Regions from separate parts of the Homo sapiens genome. Here region 2 is linked to region 1. A link is an interaction called in ENCODE POLR2A ChIA-PET data of the cell type or tissue named here. Cell type or tissue: GM12878. All regions are shown on one strand.

What was found. ChIA-PET counts read pairs that join two places held together with the same protein. Peaks named below come from ENCODE experiments on the same cell type or tissue, not always from the same donor. Only the 100,000 strongest peaks of a DNase experiment are listed, where the experiment ranks them.
Region 2: POLR2A ChIA-PET joins it to region 1 with 6 read pairs; 2 of 35 experiments call an interaction of 5 or more read pairs at or near these places.

Annotation. Positions count from the first base shown.
Region 1 is chr10:96,573,920-96,578,919 of GRCh38, forward strand. TM9SF3 (transmembrane 9 superfamily member 3) reads right to left here. Exons shown (of 15, transcript NM_020123.4): 2 at 2,715-2,910. Among named protein-coding and RNA genes, the nearest start is that of TM9SF3, 11 kb to the right of the region's middle. In GM12878, no CTCF peak of the experiment used is centred here; no DNase peak of the experiment used is centred here; H3K27ac peaks cover 433 bases.
Region 2 is chr10:96,135,550-96,140,549 of GRCh38, forward strand. The region is part of intron 3 of ZNF518A (zinc finger protein 518A); the gene reads left to right. It overlaps LOC124902486 (a long non-coding RNA gene), which reads right to left. Exons shown (of 2, transcript XR_007062254.1): 1 at 866-5,000; 2 at 1-805. Among named protein-coding and RNA genes, the nearest start is that of ZNF518A, 7.8 kb to the left of the region's middle. In GM12878, no CTCF peak of the experiment used is centred here; a DNase peak (open chromatin) is centred at 2,792; H3K27ac peaks cover 934 bases.

The DNA.
Region 1 (5,000 bases):
TAACTCGAGATGGATTAAAGACTTAAACGTAAGACCTAAAACCATAAAAATCCTAGAAGAAAACCTAGGCAATACCATTAAGGACATAGGCATGGGCAGACTTCATGTCTAAAACACCAAAAGCAATGGCAATAAAAGCCAAAATAGACAAACAGGATCTAATTAAACTAAAGAGCTTCTGCATAGCAAAAGAAACTACCATCAAAGTGAACAGGCAACCTACAGAATGGGAGAAAATTTTTGCAATCAATCCATCTGACAAAGGGCTAATATCCAGAATCTACAAAGAACTTAAACAAATTTACAAGAAAAAACCAAACAACCCCATCAAAAAGTGGGCAAAGAATATGAACAGACGCTTCTCAAAAGAAGACATTTATGCAGCCAACGAACATACAAAAAAAAGCTCATCATCACCGGTCACTAGAGAAATGCGAATCAAAACTACAATGAGCTACTACCTTATACCAGTTAGAATGGCGATCATTAAAAAATCAGGAAACAACAGATGCTGGAGAGGATGGGAGAAACAGGAATGCTTTTACACTGTTGGTGGGAGTGTAAATTAGTTCAACCATTGTGGAAGACAGTGTGGCAATTCCTCAAGGATCTAGAACTAGAAATACCATTTGACCCAGCAATCCCATTACTGGGCATATACCCCAAAAATTATAAATCATTCTACTATAAAGATACATACACATGTATGTTTACTGTGGCACTATTCACAACAGCAAAGACTTGGAACCAACCCAAATGTCCATCAATGATAGAATGGATAAAGAAAATGTGGCACATATATACCATGGAATACTATGCAGCCACAGAAAAGGATGAGTTAACATTCTTTGCAGGGACATGGATGAAGCTGGAAACCATCATTCTCAGCAAACTAACACAAGAACAGAAAACCAAACACCTCATGTTCTCACTCGTAAGTGGGAATTGAACAATGAGAACACATGGACACAGGGAAGGGAACATCACACACCCGGCCCTGTCAGGGGGTGGGGGGCTAGGGAAGGGATAGCATTAGGAGAAATACCAAACGTAGGTGACGGGTTGATGGGTGCAGCAAACCACCATGGCATGTGTATTCCTATGTATCAAAACTGCACGTTCTGCACAAGTACCCCAGATCTTAAAGTATTAAAAAAAAAAAAGATTGCTGAATTAAGTACTCTTCTTTAGTAAATATGGGTGAGGATCTCAAAAACTAATGAAATCTGTACACAGTAGCAAAGTAGGACTCAGGAGTTCTGCCTATTCTCTCTTGTTGGTTCCTCTTTAATAAACTAGAAATGCACACCAAATACGGAAAAAGAGAAAGCAGACGATTACATATAGTACCAAATCTCAAAGATCACATTTTCTAGTTTAAGTTTTCTTGTTATTTGTGACTAAATACTTAAATTACCTAATTAAATTAAAACACAAGCCTCAAAGGTATGTTTACAGTGATTCATAAAATTACAGGCCATGCCACTGTGGTTTAAATTTACAACTTAATTTTATAATTAAGCCCCAAAGACTATAAACGGGGGGATGGGGAGGGGGGAGAATGTAAATAGATACGGTATACCTATTTTCAACAATAACTGAGCAATTTTAAAAACAAGAATAAAATTTAACAAATCGAAATTAAAGTAACATTATCTTTAAAATCTCACTGACATTCTTCTCCTCAAAGTACTAAATAATAACATCTTTAGTACTAAAAATACCAGAAGTCAGTTACTATTCATCTTACACATGGAGACAATGAAGTCAAAACTGCAGTAAACAATTTTACTAAAATGAATACAGTACCAAAAAAAAAAAAAAGGAGGATTAAAATCCAAAGCTCCTGTTTACAGGATCCATGATGTATTCAAAAACCAAGACACCTAATCAAAGATCCTGCAAAAATTCAATTACTCAAGCTTCTGTTCACCATGCTAAAAATGCCTGTGCAGGAAATACACTCTCTGACAAACTTCACAGAGAAAAATGAAAAGTATAAACACACTCAAAGGACCTGATAAATGGATACCTGCATAATAACTAGATACGATGAAGTATTTTCCCCAAATTTAACAAGTCTTTGACTTAAAATTTAAATATCCTATAGGTATTAACAGGATAAATTAATACAACACTGATAAATAATACATGTTAAGCCTATGGTACAAGTTTGAATTTGAGGCGTCACACAAGAATTTTAAGTATCCACGCATCCCATTACAGCCTCAGACCTCCAGAAATTACTTTGTTAAATATCCATGAAGGTCTTCCCGGGCCACATGTGTCTAATCAATAGGGGGTTTACTAGACAACACTTTTCAGAAGGAAATATGTTAAGGAAATACAATTTTATTAACAATTATCTATTTTATTATCTTATAAATATTCAAAGGAAATCTTTGTTAATTACTAATATACTTTCCTAAATGCAATACACCTCATTTACAGACTAAAACACATTTTAGAGTCTAAAGTAGTGGTTCTCAACTGACAGCAATTAGCAATGTCTGGTGACTTTTTTGGTTTTCACAACTGGAAGGTGCTACTGGCATCTGGGGGGTACAGGCCAGGGACTCTGCTAGACATCCTAACATGTACATAACAGCTCCATACAACAAAGAATTATCCAACACCAGTGTCAATAGTGCCAAAATATGAAACCCTTGTCTACAATCCAAATTGCATTGTAAGGACTATTAAGGTTTACTTACCTTTAAATTTAATATCCAGACCACTAAATTCCAATTCAACCCCTTGAAGTGCTTCTCCCAGAGTTTCATGGTAATGACTGATACTTTTTTTTGACCCCACACAGAATGGAAGTGAAAAGTACTTATATGTTTCTTGACGATTATGGTAGGGCCCAACAGTATTCATCCATAAGACAACTTCCTCTTTATCTTGATACTGAAACAAGAAAAGCAAACAAGAATTAAAAAAAAAAAACACACTAATTCAAATTAAGGGAATATTTGTTGTGTGTTCTAAACAAAAGTGCATCATCTCTGTTCAGGAAGCTATAAAATAAATACTGGAAGCTTAATCTGATGATGAATGTCCACATCTTAAAAATGAAACTTTGTGAATTTTAAAATTATATCCTCTGATTGTAGTCTCAGGCAGATACACCTTTTCCAAACTTGTTTTATAGAAGACAGTGTTTGAACTAAGCCCAATAGCTCATAAGAGTGTGTCTATTATTTACATTTACACTATCAAATAGTGGCAAACCTGCAACCAGCATGATTCACCATGCTAACATGGACAAGGAAGGAGGAAACAAAATCAAGTTTATCCAGAACCTCATGTTAATCAATTAAAAAAAAAAAAAAACCTAATGTTGCCAGCAAGCATAAATAAAATTTCATCTCCTTGCGAGACTTTCACACAGCCACTGGTCAAAGTACTACAGAGGACAAGGAAGAAGACTGCTATAGAACCTCCACAAGTCCATTCAAGCCAACATTCTATCTTGTTAGCAGCCTGAAAGACATGCACTATATGCATATTTCTTTGAATAAGTAATTATGGAACTACATATCAGTGAATATTATACATGGCTAAATCTGAAGTGTGGTCAGTAATGACTTTGAGTAGTTCCAAGGTACAAGTGGGAGGCCTGTCAAAGATTTCTAAGATCTCGACAAGTTTAAAGTTCCAATGATTCTATGGAAACTGATTACCATGGTAATTTTAAAACTAATAATTCTAAGTAGCAGTATAAATTAAAGACAACATTGGATGCATTTAAATCAACTAATAGTGCAGACATTAATTCACTGAACAATTATTTACTAAGTGCTTAGCATGTGAAACAACTGTGTTTATAACTGAGGATACAGCTTTGAACAAGATGTGTTCCCTGTCCTACTGGGGGAAGGATGGGCATTAAACAAGCAATAATAATAAGGTAGGTTGCTATGGGGCACATAATAGAAGAAGTGATCCAACTGGCCCACTATGAAATCCTTATCTCCAGTCCTCCATCTAAAACTAGTTAATAAATAAATATTTTCAATCAAAACCTAACATCTCCAAAACCAAACTCATCTACCCAAATCCACTTCCCCCAGCTTCATTTTTCTAATGGTACTACCATTCTCTCAGCCATGGAGACTCAAACCCCAAATCTCTCTGCACTCTAGGGAACCCAAAAACATTAACTTGTATGTTCTTACCAAAAACATCTGCCTTTTTCTTTTGATTCACACGATTATCACCCTAAGACTTAGACCCAGTCATTTCATTTTCAAACATAAATGCCTCACTGTTCATATAAGACAACAGCCAGGTCATTAAGGAAATAACAAATGATCTCACCTTTTGAACACATGTGACAGGTACCAAGTATCGCGTTAGGTATTAAGAATATAAAAGTAAGTAAAATACTGTCGTTTCCTTAAGAAGTTCATAATCCACAGTGGAATCAGACAAGTAAATGATTAACAAAGAAAAAATAAGTATTATAATTAAGGTAATAAAGGGCTATTGTAGCAACAATAAAGGAATGATTAAATTCACTTTGGCAGAGAAGGTCAGGACGAATAACAATTTGGAAAATCATAAGCTGTTTCAAGGGAGTTCAGAAAAACAACTGTAGATAATCTTCACATAGGAAGTAATGAATCAAAGGTCTAAATGTTAATGTAGCAGTATATCCCCATTCATTACTATTCTTTTTATTTGGGGAGACTGACAAATATATGTATGCCCCCACTCTTCCATCCAATGCTCATGGGCCACACAATACTAATCAACCAAGTTACTCCTTTCTGCTGAACATAGATATTGCCTCAGAGTTCTCAAAACAGTGCTCTAAACCAATCATTACCAACTGATGAGAGTTGGTATTAGAATTAAAACTTGTTCATGGCCGGGTACGGTGACTCACACCTGTAATCCCAAGACCTTGGGACGCCAAAGCAGGCGGATCACTTAAGGTTAGGAGTTTGAAATCAGCCTGGCCAACATGGTGAAACCCTGTCTCTACTTAAAAT
Region 2 (5,000 bases), 440 kb before region 1:
ACTCAACCTACAAACATTTTTTTGAGTGTCCACTATGTACAAGTATGTGCAACTGCCTGGATAGGCAAGATTATATGTACTAGACTGAGTGGATGGTGGATATATAGCATATTTTTATTTATTTCTGGTGCACAGATTAATAAGCGTGTGTTGAGAATAATGACTGTGGTGCTTGGCATCTAAGTAATAATGTAAGAACAAGAAGAATTCCTTGTCTTGGAAGTGCTTCTAGTTAGGAATTCATATTAATATACAGCAAACACAACAGAAAAAACAGATAAATGAATGCACAGTTGTATTTTAAGTGAATTTTGATGGGAAGGAAGTGAGCAGGTTGGCCCATTTAGGAAGATTTCCTGAAGAATATACAACTTTAAATGTATTTCTGCTTATGAATGTGGCTTTGATAGGCACAGAGAATAACTGAAAAAAGGATGGAGTTAAAAATGATTATAGGCTGATCCAGGTTGGAGTGGAGATTGGTTTCACTGTAACAGTATGTGTTCTTTGGAAATGAGGTAGTGGAAAATAAGGTGACTGTTTTAGGTAAATCTATGTATGAGGCATTTGGAAAGCCAAGCAGAAATTTTGGCCCTTTCTACTAAGATGGAGATTTCTTTGAAAAAATGTGTATATTTCTTTTCATATAATTTCATTTTTGTATGCTAAAATGTGAATTAAATGTGATGAAATACTGTAAAATTACTCATTTTGGCAAAAACCTTTGTTTTATTCATCTGTCTTGAAGATTTTTTAAAAATAGCAATTAACTTGGAATGCCGATTTATAAATATGTATATATAACCTTTCTCAAAAAGGGAAAGGTAAGAAGAAATGTTATATATATTTATTTATTTCTTCTTACCTTTCCCTTTTTGAGAGATCTCTTAGTAATAGTCAAAGCCATACCCTATTCCTTAGTGAGAAAGCCAGTTTGAAACGAATGTAGCAATAGATGTAAAAACATTTAAAGGCGTTTTAATGTGGCTTTTTAATGAGCTGGCTTATGCCTGTAGTCCCAGCACATTGAGCAGCTGAGCTGGGAGGATCGCTTGAGCCCAGGAGTTCAAGACTAGCCAGGGCAACATAGTGAGACCCCATCTCTATTTAAAAAAAAATGTTTTTAAAGATAAGGAACAGACTTAAAGTGATGATTGATTGCTCATAGAACGTTCATTTTGGGCTCCAGAACTAGGAATGATGTAGAATTTATTGTTGTGTCATTGTCTCATTAAATGCTGTAGTTTCCTATGTCCTTGCCTACCTTCTTTCCTCAGAGCCTCGCATCTGACCCTCAGAGAGTAGCAGTTGGATTATTCCATTATACCAAGGTTGGCAAGCTTTTGCTGTAAATGGCCAGATAGTAAATATTTTAGGCTTTGTGGGCCATATGGTTTCTGGTGCAACTATTGTAACACAAAAGAAGCCATAGGCAATATGTAAATGAGTGAGTGTGGCTGTATTCCAGTGAAACTTAATTTACAAAAACAGGCAGCAGGCCAGATTTGGCCTGCAGGCCGTCATTTCATTCCACAAACTCTCTCAGTCACATCTGCGCACCTGCTAGCATCTTTATTTATCCTCCCCTCTAGTTACTATAGATGGATCATGTTTGCTCCTTTCTAAGTTCACCTCTTCAGCTCGTTCACTAGATTCCGTCCGTTCTAACCTGAAGGACTTCACTGCTGCATTTCTTTCCTATCCTTTATCATCAATTTTTTTATTTTTACTAGATCATTTTAATAAGCGTGCAGTCATACTGTAATTCCTCCCACCTTTAAAAAACAAAAAATAAATTGAAACAAAACAAAACAACTCCTTTATCTTAAAACTCCTTGAAAGAGTTGTCTGCACTGCATCACTACTTCCTCTCTTCCCATTTTGCCTTACATCCAAGCTTGTCAGCCTTTCTCCTCTAAAACTCCACTGAAACTGTTCTAATCCATGGTACCAGTGATCTTCACATTAAGTCTAGTTAGTCATCTTCTTACTTGACAGAGTTGTTCAATCCCTTATCCAGTAAACATTTTCTTCATTTTGCTTTGAGGATACCACATTCTTGATTTACCTTAACTCTTATTGGTCATTTCTTTTCTGTCTCACTTGCTGGTTCTTTTTAATCTCTTTCTGTTGGATGTGTTATAGAATCTTGAGGCTCAGGCCTTGGACTGCTCTTTTTGTTTATTCCCCCTGGTGATTTCATCCTGCTCCAAGTACTTGAAAGTACATATGTACATATACACACACCGATAACTCCCCAAATTTCATCATCCACCTAGCCCTCTGTATTCTATATCCAGCCACACAGTCCACATTTCCTCTTGGATGTCAAATAGACATCTCAGATATTACATGCCTAAAATGGAACTTTTGATAAACTTTCCTATTACTTTAACAATCTTTTATATCTCGGTGAATAGCAACTCAGTTCTTTCCAATGCTGTCAGAACTTCTAGAGTTATCCTTGACATGTCTCTTTCTTTCAGAGAAAGCATATCAGGATATCTTGTAGGTGCTAGCTTCAAAATATATTCAATCTGACCATGCCTCATTGTCTCAGCCAAACCACCATCAACTCTTACTTGGATAATTGTACTGTGTAGTCTTTGTCTTTACTCTTAATCCCTCCTGAATACTCTGTTCTTAGCATAGCAGCCCAAGTGATAGAAGTAATTCGACTCATGGTAATTCTCTGCCCACAATGCTCCAGTAGCTTCCTCTCTGATTCAGAATAAAACCAAAGCCTTTACAGTTTCTATCAGGGCCTGTTTCTGTCCCCTTGTTACTTCTCTGACCTCATCTTCTAGCTTTCCCTCTAATGCTTTCTGTTGTGGTCATACTGATTTTCTTGCTGTTCCCCAAATGTGTTAGGCACATTGCACACTCAGGGTCATGTCACTAACTTTTGTTTTCTTGGATTGTTGGCTTCCTCAGCTCTTTAAGATACTGACTCCAATAAGACCTTTTCAAGTCGAGGGCTCCCTGACTTAATATGTAAAATTACAACACTCTGATTCTGCCTTTCTGTCTTTGCTTTATTTTTCTCTGTAGCAATTGTTGCCTTTGAATATACTTTATAATTTACTTACTTTGTTTATTACCTAAATAATCAGTAAAATGTTACCTCCGTGAGGGGAGGGATTTTTGTCTGTTTGGTTTACTGCCATATTCCCAATGCTTAGAACGTAGATGTGGTGCTAGCTACAAGTCTGGCAGCATCCCACATGCTGGTGATGTAGTAAAGGACATTACAGATGTAGTTCTCACCCTTACGCAACTTATATTCCGGTGGTAGAGACAGATAGAAAATAAATGGGCAAATAAATAAAATATTGCCAGAGATATTAAGTGTTACAAAAAAAGAAATAGAAAAGGATAAAGTGGCGAATTTTTTTTTTTTTTTTTTTTTTGAGGAAGGGATGGTTTATAGGGAAGGGCCCTTCTGAGGTGGTGGCATTTGAGCTGAGACCTAAAAGATGAGAAGGATGTAGCCTTTTGAAGAATGGAAGAAAGCACATTTCAAGTAGGGAACAGCAGGTGCAAAGGCCTGAGATAGGATGGATAGGAAGAATATTTGAGGAGCTGAGAATCTGTGGCAGCTTGTTGGAGTATATGTACAATGGGGAGAGTGGTGTGAGATGAAGTTGAAGAAAAAGACCCAAGACCAGATACCGCTGTTTCTTGCAGGCCTTTGTAAAGAGATTAAATTTTATTTTAAGTGCCTTGTTGCTATAGGCTGAATGTTTATGTCCCCCTTCCCCATACTCAAATTGATACATTGAAACCTATTCTCCAGTGTGATGGCATTTGGAAGTGGGGCCTTTTTAAGAGGTGATTAGGTCATAAGGGCAGAGTCCTTATGAATGGAATTAGTACCCTTATAAAAGAGACCCCAGAGGGCTCTATTTTGTCATGTGAGGACACAGTGAGAAGATGGCCACCTGTGAACCAGGAAGTAGGCCCTCCCCAGACACCAAATCGCCAGTGCCTTGATCTTAGACTTCCTAGGCTTCAGAATTGTGAGAAATAAGTCTATGGTACTCTGTTACAGCAGCCAGAACAGAGTAGGACACTTGGGAAACCACCAAGGAGCTTTAAGCAGGGGAGCTTTGTGATATGTTTTATTTTAAGAAGAACATTTGCTCCTGTGTGGAGGATGGACTCAGAGGAGGGTGGTGGACAAGGTGGAAGCATGGATGCCAGTTAGGAGGATGTTTTCATTCATGTTAGAAATGATGGTGGCCTGGACTAAGATGATGACAGTGGATAGGAAGAGAGGAAGGGAAATACAAGATCTGTTGGTTTTGTTTTTGTTTTTATTTTTTCGAGACGGAGTTTTGCTTTTGTTGCCCAGGCTGGAGTGCAATGGTGTGATCTCGGCTGACTGCAACCTCCACCTCCCGGGTTCAAGTGATTCTCCTGCCTCAGCCTCCTGAGTAGCCGGGATTACAGGCATGCACCACCATATCTGGCTAATTTTGTGTTTTTAGTAGTGGCGGGGTTTCTCTATGTTGGTCAGGCTGGTCTCAAACTCCCGACCTCAGGTGATCCACCTGCCTCAGCCTCGCAGAGTGCTAGGATTACAGGTGTGAGCCACCTCGCCCGGCCCAAGATCTGGTTTTGAGATGGAATTGACCAGGCTTGCTTATGGATTAATGTGGGGAGTAAGGGATGGAGGAATCAAGGATGAGTCTTGATTTCTGGGTTGTGGAACTGTATGAATTTTAGTGCCATATAGTAAGATGGGGACATCCAGGGAGTGTAACTTCTAATCATGGAGGCAGGTGCTGTGTAGACCTAGAGAAAAATTAAACCATTTATATTATTTTCTGAAGCTGAGTAAGAATGGATCACATGATAACATGTTCTCCCAGCAAATAGCAGTACATCTTTTGATTTTCTTCCCTCCCCTCATGTATTCCAAATCAAAATCTGCCTATTCTAAATCACTGTCGCAGCAAAATGACAAACAGAAAAAGAAAAGAGCAAAAGATGAAAAT